2 separate regions of the Homo sapiens genome follow, and region 2 is linked to region 1. A link is a loop called in an ENCODE intact Hi-C map of the cell type or tissue named here. Cell type or tissue: PC-3. All regions are shown on one strand. Each heading gives the region's core, and the rest is flanking DNA. Links, peaks and the distances in the headings are about the cores only. Region 1 has its middle 190 kb from the start of RGS6. Region 2 overlaps SIPA1L1 (signal induced proliferation associated 1 like 1).

Region 1 (4,398 bases), core at 131-4,130:
CTGCCTTGGCCTCCCAAAGTGCTGGGATTACAGGCATGAGCCACCACGCCTGGCCAAGAGAGAATGCTGAAGCATTTTAAAGGCCCCTCTCCTCTAAGAGCCTCCCAGGAGAGGGTGTTTCCTCTGAGTCCTCTGGCCTTAAGGTACACTTTTGTTGTCTTTCCTGTTCCCTAACCCCTACCCCATTTACAACCCTGTGCCAATGATGCTGCTATCTAGATCTCTTAGGCAAAGCTCCATGCAACCAGGCCATGCAGGGGACTCATAGGTTGAGACCAGTAAGACTGAGAAAATACAGATTAAATATTGGTTCTAGAATCAGAGGGCTGTGTTTGAATCCCAGCTCTGCCATTCACCAGCTATTTTACTGCTAACAAATTATTTAACCTCTCTAGGACTCTGTTGATTGTTCTGTAAAATGGGGACATTAATAGCACCCATCTCACAGGGCTATTGTGAGGACTCAAAGGGATAATGCACACAAAGTGACCATCTCCTTAATACATGTTAGATATGATTATATTATGGTGGAAAAGGGGCTGGAAGCCATGATAAATGAGGAAAAGTAGAGGAAATAGAGAATTTTTATCCTGGGGAAGACATAACATTGGGAAGACCTGACATTTTCTAAAAAATTAGTGGTTATAATCTGGGAAGAGAAACATATTTGTTTGTATAATTGAAGTGATAGGACTGGAAGTAGTTGTAAAAATTAAAGGGAGGTCGGGCGTGGTGGCTTACACCTGTAATCTCAGCACTTTGGGAGGCCAGGGCAGGAGGATGGCTTGAGCCCAGGAGTTCAAGGTCACAGTGAACCATGATCAAACCATTGTACTCCAGCCTGGGCCACAGAGAGACCCTGTCTCAAATACAAACACTAAAGGAAAATGGATTTCTCCTGAATAAAAGGAAGGACTTAAAAGAGAAGTTGAAAGATCAAGTGTGCAGCCTCAGGAAGTAGAGAGTTCCCCCATCACTGGTGTAACCAAAGACAGGTGGCTGAACATGTGGCGGGACAGTGAAGCGGAGCTTGGAACCTGGGCTGGGAGATGCAATAAATAAACTTTAAAGATCCTTTCCATCTTGATTCTGTGATTCGTGATTCTAAGTTTATTTAAAGACAGCAAGTGTCCACTAAAATGAAGAGATAGGTTCTTTGCAAAGTGATTCTTAAAGCTGGTTTTTACTTCAAGCTCAGGACACCACCCAATCACCATTGATCAACTACCTTGGAGACAAAAATCTGTTTCCTATAACTTGCATTCACTGGTCCCTATTTTGCTTCTTGGGCCACAAAGGTCAAGGCCAGTTTGTCTTTTTTTTTTTTTTTTTTTTTCTGAGATGGAGTCTCACTCTGTCGCCTAGGCTGGAGTGCAGCGGCACCATCTCAGCTCACTGCAACCTCCGTCTCCTGTGTTCAAGCAATTCTCTGCCTCAGCCTCCTGAGTAGCTCGGATTACAGGTGCCCACGACTATGCCCAGCTAATTTTTTTGGTATTTTTTAGTAGAGATGGGGTTTCACCATCTTGGCCAGGCTGGTCTTGAACTCCTGACCTTGTGATCTGCCCGCCTCGGTTTCCGAAAGTGCTGGAATTACAGGTGTGAGCCACCATGCCCGGCCGCCAGTTTGTCTTTCACACCACGGTTTTTCAAATCCTTAGTGAGCAGTGAGTCCACACCCCTGCTCTCCAACATGCACCAGGTCTTGTCTTTCTTTAAGTGAATTGCTTGTTGGCAGTGCCTGTCAAGGAAGTCCTCACTCCCACTCCAGCTAGCGTTGTTTATATTATGCTAGGCAGCATTTATGGCACATGTTTTAATAGGCATAGACTCATTAATTTGAAATGTACCTACATTGGGATGAGTTTATCTTTGTACTAACTAAAAAAAAAAAAAAGAGTTTGCTAAGCATATTTATTGTCTTAAGATTACAGAGCAATGTTTAAGCTTCTTATGAGAAGTAACTCTTTCAAATACCCTTAAGCTCGTTAAAAAAATTACTAGGTCACTTACAAATCCATCCTACCTTTTCACTAAGACAAGTGACTAAAGGACCACCTCCCGGCAACTTTATTAGTAATTTATTGTTTGCTCTTTGAATTGGCATAAAACTCCCTTCTTAAATGTATTTCACTCCCAGGAACGCAGGGTAGGTGAGGGTGGGTGGGCCTATGATGGGGGTGTTGTTTGGGGAAGGAAATGGCTTCCTTGGTTTTGGTGACGGGATTCAGAGGACGTCAACTCAAATGCCTTCTTACCAGGCAAGTTACCTAGATGTGTGCAGTGAGCTGGGAGCACTTAAGGCAATATGGAGTGGGAGCATCAGTGGCAAACTGGAGAAACTATCCCCTCCCAAGCAGTTTATACTTTTGCAAAAGAGTTGGATTTTATTGGCAGATAGCCATTTTGTGATGCTTTTCTTAAACGCTGAATTACAGTCTTGCACAGGAGATATGACTGGGTGAGCTTATTAGAGATTCAGGGGTGCACTACCAAGATCTAATGTATAGGGAGTTCGAGCCACTTAAAAGGACTTGGCACTTTGGGTAAGAAAAATGAATCATAGATGCATCAACAGAACACATGATGAGATCTTTGAAGGAATACACTTACATAAAGATAGGGAGTAAGGTACCCAGAGCTTAGGGTATTTTGTCTAGGAGATCATTCAGGTTGAAAATGGGTCATGAGAGATACAAATGGAAGGATAAAATGAGCTGCATGTGTTTAAAGGTGGGGCTGTGCCTGGCAGAGGAGCTGATTAAGAGGCATAATAAGATGCGTTAATTTAGAGTAAGTAATGGAAGGAACTTTGGGAGATGCCTGTTCACAGGACTGAAGGCAAGTGGGACTAAAAGGGTATAATGAGAGGTGTAATGAGAGAAGGGAAGGTGGAATGCTCTCTTGGGTCTCAGGTGTGATGACTCAGACACACAGAGGCAAGACAGAAGGAGATGTCTGATTTGAAAGGGTGGAGGACCGGAAGGGCATAATCTGACAAGGTGCAAGGGAGCACAATGCTGGCAGGCCCAGGAGAGGAGGGGGATCCACAGAGAGGAGCAATAGAAGGGGCCAGGTACTAGGAATGAAAACCCCAAGGTGATAATTATCTTCTCAGAAAAGACAGCCGTGTCTTGGAGTGTTTGAGCCACAGTTTTTGTAAAGGGTACAGAGGAGCCGCAACTCCTTCCTTCTGTCTTGTCTTTGGACAACAGCAGAGAAAACAGGCTACTGTGCAGCATGGGCACTGAAGTAAAGATTTCTGAACCATGTGGGACAGGGATGAGGGCAGTTGTGAAACGTGCTTTTCTTGTAACTTTGAGGTTTTACAGGATCTTGGAGACTGAGTGAATAGACTGGGCTGGTGGTGGAAGTCAGTGACTTGAATTTAACATTCTCAGCCTGGAACCAAGTCTCCCCAAGTCCCCCGCCAACCCCACCTCACCCCACATCCCCTGTGGCTACAACACTGCGGGCATGGCTCTGGGGCTCTGCACCTGCCACCCCAGGCCCTGCTTTCCTCAGCAGCTCTGCTGTCCCAAGTTGTCATCCACTCTGAGAGCGCCAAGGTCACCCCCTTGCTAATCTGGTACCTAGTCTCATATAATTAATGGTGGTAAAGAAATTCTAGCTCCATCTAGGTAACACATGAATTTAAAATAGTCAAGTTTCATGCACAGGGGGCTCTGAATCACCATTTTAGTAAAAAAGGAAAATAAAGTTCTTTTATCTAACTGAATTTTTGAGTTACAATTTAAGCCTGTTTCCCTCTGCAAGGTAGTCTGTGGATGGTTAACTTGTCAACATAATACTCAGTTATCTGGACACGGTATACCTCATACCTTAGTTTCTATTTCTTTTAATGCTGGTGCCTATGGCTATTCTCCTGGTAACCCTATTCTTCTAAAGCATAACCTGGGAACTTGTAGAAAATTTAAGTATTTTCTACTTAATACCTGCACAATCACTGATCCTGAGGGTGCAGCCACGTGACCTGTGTTTTGACAAACTCTCCAGGTGATTCGGAGGCAAGCTCAAGTTTGAGTCGCTGTTCTGTTTATAGCAAAGGGTTAAAAGCACAGGCCAATACTAAGCAAAGTGGACGAGCTCATTCTGACTCTTCCGTCGCTTAAGCAATTCTACTTAAGGAAAGACATGACCTGGTGCTTGTTGGGGAGTAGGGGAGTAGGGGTATAGACTCACTGCTAAGGATTTGAAAACCTCTGCTATTAATACATCAGGACTCTGTTCTAGAAAAACAACATAAAAGCATGAACGTATCAGAGATGTAGGACAAAGGAAGCCACTCGATGTTTATTGAGTGTGTTACGATTTGCCAGTCATTGCCTTTACACGTCTGGTTCTGTTTAATTCTTAAAACATGAGGCTGTTAACTAC
Region 2 (4,398 bases), core at 245-4,244, 98 kb after region 1:
TAGCTAACATTTATTGAATACCTATCATATGCCAGGCACTACGTGCAGTGTTTAACATACATTAAATTCTTACTCTCACAATAGCCCACAAGGCAAATATTACCCCTGTTTGACAGATGAGCAAAGAGATCAGAGAATGCAAGAGAGAGGAACTAGTACAGTAGGGAGAGACACAAGATCATAAAGAGTCAGTTCTGTGACTCAGCTCCATTAACTATCACCAGAACTCAACCAGGTTTGTCTTTGGACAACCGCTGCAACATATGTCTACAACTTCTTATTTGCAATTCTGAAGTTGAAAGGTAGAAAGCAAATTTAGGCAAACATATTTGGCAGCAAAACTTGACATGGGGCTGACATTAGTACTTTTAATTTATTCATCTTTGTGTGAATATTCATGTTTCCCCTGCATAATTGATTGTGGGGTACTGCCCCAGATCTCACTGGGAATATTACTATATGGGTCATACATTTTATTATCCCTCTAAAATCTGAAAATTCCTCAATTCTGAAACACAGCCAGCCCTGCCACTTTATATTAAGGGACTACGAACCTGAACTACCATTTTCAGCTTTCCAAATCAAATGGTTCAAATCGTGATAACGGAAAATGTCACAGGGGAGAAAACAAATGAACAAACAAAAAAACACCTTTGCTTGCTTTGTCTCCCTCCCCTGCACCCTGCTTAGCTGACAAGAAAGCTCAACAGCCTTTGCATTGTGCATAGACAGGAGGGTTCCTGGATATATATATATATTTTTGAGATGGAGTTTCGCTTCGCTCTTGTTGACCAGGCGGGATTGCAATGGCGCAATCTTGGCTCACTGCAACCTCCGCCTCTGGAGTTGAAGCGATTCTCCCTCCTCAGCCTCCCAAGTAGCTGGTATTACAGGCATGCGCCACCAGGCCTGGCTAATTTTTGTATTTTTAGTAGAGATGGGGTTTCACCATGTTGGTCAGGCTGGTCTTGAACTCCTGACCTCAGGTGATCCACCTGCCTCGGCCTCCCAAAGTGCTGGGATTACAGGCATGAGCCACTGTGCCTGTCCTGGAATATTTTTAAAACAGCATACAATCTGACCTACTGCTACCTTGATTATGAACAGGCACACATTCGGGACTTAGTTCATTTTTGTATAGCACACATAAGAAAAAAAAATCAGGGTAAAACTTGCTGCACACTACTGACATTTAACCCCTTTCTTAGCGGGCCTGCTTCTAATGGCTGAATGTGGCTAATGCTTAGAAGGGAACGCTCCCACAGGTAAAGGTTTCATCTTGGCTTTAGAATTGAGCTAAGTACCCTATTAGGTCTCAACAAATAAAAAGGGAGAGATAGTCTCGATGTCTATTACAAAAGAAGTCCTTAATACAGCCAGATTCCAGGGCTGAACATTACCTGACTCTCTCCCTCCAGGGAGAACAAAAAGATCAAGCAATCTGTAGACAGGAAGGGGCTTTAAGTTACATGCTGTCTGGCTATGCCTTCCAGAACAGCCTTCGCTTGCAACAGGGTAAAACAAAACTCACCCTGACTAATGGAAAGCATTACAGCGACACTGAATTTGTGGGTGCCTATTTAAAACTTCATAGATAGAGGCCTAAGATTTCACTGTGCAACACTCAAAAGGATTAATTTATTTAGATTCATTTATTAAAAAAAAAAAAGTTTCCTGCAGAAAGAAGATAAGAAAACATCCCCCAAAGTAGTGGACAAGCAGAATTCAAGGACAGGACAATGTGCCTCTTTTGACTGAATTCTATACCCTAGTGAGCTCCACCTGCTGACAGAACAAACCGGTTTTGCCAGTTGTGAAAGGAATGATCCTTTAAGAGGATTAGGAAATTCCTTACAATGTCAAGTTTCCTCTGGTTTGAAACTGTGTCAAATATCACTTGCTGTATCCTCAAAGGTGACAATGTGACTGTATCTTGATTTCTACTCCAATTAGATCAAAGGTAGGTAGCATTCTCCGAACTCAGGCTCCTAGAATCCTTAGCAGCCATGCTCCCAGATAGAATGAGATGTTGACAAGCAGAAGTTAAGTAAATGTAATCAGGAACATTCTAAGAGAAGGAGCTAATGTACATGGAGTTGTAAAGCCATGATGTGGGGATTTTGGATTGCTTTGAGGTTATATAAAACAGTATTTATTGTCTCAGAAACACACAAACATACCTACGTGGGCTTATGGATCTACATATACAATACTTTAAGGTAATGATCAAAATAGAGTTATGATGACACCAGAAGCCCTCCTATCCACAGTTTAGCATTTTGCTTTGGATAACCTCTGGGTCATTTAGCAATGGTACCATAATTCATGCCTGCAGATCAGCTGTTCATATGAAGCACTGAGGGAAGTGCTGGGCACTCAATAAATGTTTGTACATACAAAAGTGATGGTGGTCAGTCCAATGGGACAAGGGCTATATTTGAGATGAAGGTCTTAAATCTCAACAAAGTAAAGGGGTCTTTCAACACTTACTAAAAGTGTTGTGAGCTTCCACAGCTGGGAAACAACAGTACATAAATTTGCTCTTCCTCTCATACAATAGGCACTTTAACACAGAGTTAAGAAACAGACACTGCAGGCTCACGCCTGTAATCCCAGCACTTTGGGAGGCCGAGGCGGGTGGCTCATGAGGTCAGGAGATTGAGAGCATCCTGACTAACACGGTGAAACCCCGTCTCTACTAAAAATACAAAAAATTAGCCGGGCGTGGTGGCGGGCACCTGTAGTCCCAGCTACTCGGGAGGCTGAGGCAGGAGAATGGCGTGAACCCGGGAGGCTGAGCTTGCAGTGAGCCGAGATAGCGCCACTGCACTCCAGCCTGGGAGACGGAGCAAGACTCCGTCTCAAAAAAAAAAAAAAAAGTAGAAAGAAAGAAACAGACAGTGCAATCTGACTTAAACAGCCATAACTTCCTGGAAAGATGGACGATAAAGTCACAGCCCTGTACCAGAAGAAAGAGATGTGAATAACCAAGTTCTCAGTCTTCTTCAGAAGTTTTGCATTTTACCTCATCTTCCCTGGTATCATGGCCAGAAAGCGGCCACTGGGGTAGAACAAACGATGAGAACAACTCAATTCTTACATTCTTATGAAACCTCTACTATTGCCTAATTAAATTTAGAAATTTAAAATAGTCACTATGAGGTATTTCATTGTGCAACAGTTCTTGAAGTGTGGACTGTGAACTCTTGAGCATCTCTGAGAACCTTCTTGTGGGGAGTGATGGATCATGACATCAAAACTATCTTCAAAACACTATTAAGAGTCAATCTGGTATTTTCCACGGACATATGCACTCATGGTGAGTCAAACTGCTGGCACTTTTGCATGAATCAAGCAGTGGCTCCAAACTATACCAGCACTCCTTGCATTCTTTTTCTCCGCTATACACTCACCCCTTCCCCAAATAAAAACCCAGTTAAGAATGTCCTTGATGAAGCAGTAAAATATTAACTTGTATTAAATCTAGACACTTGAGTATATGCTTTTTAATATTCCATGTGATGAAATGCAGCGTATATATAAAGCATCTGTTGCCTACTAAAGTGCTTTATGATAGCTTTCTCAAGGAAAAGCACTTGTTCAACTGAGTTGCAAGATGAACTTTGTGTCTTTTTCATAGAAGACTGGCAGGCAGAGTAATTTCTCCTCAAACCCACCTACTTCCTAATCCCTAGATCCTGTGAATACGTAATGTTAATGGTAAAGGGGAGCATAGATTATAGAAGGACTTAAGATTGCCAATTAACAGATGGGGAGAGTAGCCAGGATTATCCAGATGGGCCCAATAACTGAAAGGTCCTTAAAAGTGGAAGAGGAAGACAAGATGATCATCAGAAAAAGACAACGGAGACAAAAGAGAAAAGACAATGGAGGCAGGGTCAAAGGGAGGCAACACTGCTGGCTTTGGAGATGGAGGAAGGGCCATGAGCCAAGGTGCACGGGCAGCCACCAGAAGTTGAAAAGGCCAAACACAGATTCACCCTTAGAGCCCCCGGAAAGGACACAGTTTGATTTTAGCCCAGTGACACCAATATTTAATTTTTAACTTACAGAACTGTAAAATAACAAATCTATGTTGTTTTAAGGCACTGAGTAGGAGTAATTTGTTACAGCAGCAATAAAAACCTAACTAAAATCACTATTTTCATATGAAAGAACAAACAAGAGACAAACTATAGTCATTCAGGCTTGTGTATTTGGGAGATATTGTCTTGAAAATATAAAGGGGAGCCTGTTACTTCAGGAAAAACAACTCACAGTATTTCCTGACATAATAGAATTTAAGCTCTAAAGCAAAATTTAAATTTTTGGAAACTTACACCTATCACCATGAGCCTAAGGGTTTCCCAACACTTAACTCTTTTTCTAATAAGATCA

The links. Peaks named below come from ENCODE experiments on the same cell type or tissue, not always from the same donor. Only the 100,000 strongest peaks of a DNase experiment are listed, where the experiment ranks them.
Region 2: a loop joins it to region 1, with 4 times the contacts of the local background. A loop is called at or near these places in 1 of 110 quality-filtered maps.

The regions. Positions count from the first base shown.
Region 1 is chr14:71,742,623-71,747,020 of GRCh38, reverse strand. No RefSeq gene overlaps it. Among named protein-coding and RNA genes, the nearest start is that of RGS6, 190 kb to the left of the region's middle. In PC-3, for the core only: no CTCF peak of the experiment used is centred there; no DNase peak of the experiment used is centred there.
Region 2 is chr14:71,644,660-71,649,057 of GRCh38, reverse strand. All of the region lies in intron 7 of SIPA1L1 (signal induced proliferation associated 1 like 1), which reads right to left. Among named protein-coding and RNA genes, the nearest start is that of SNORD56B, 250 kb to the right of the region's middle. In PC-3, for the core only: no CTCF peak of the experiment used is centred there; a DNase peak (open chromatin) is centred at 1,807; H3K27ac peaks cover 776 bases.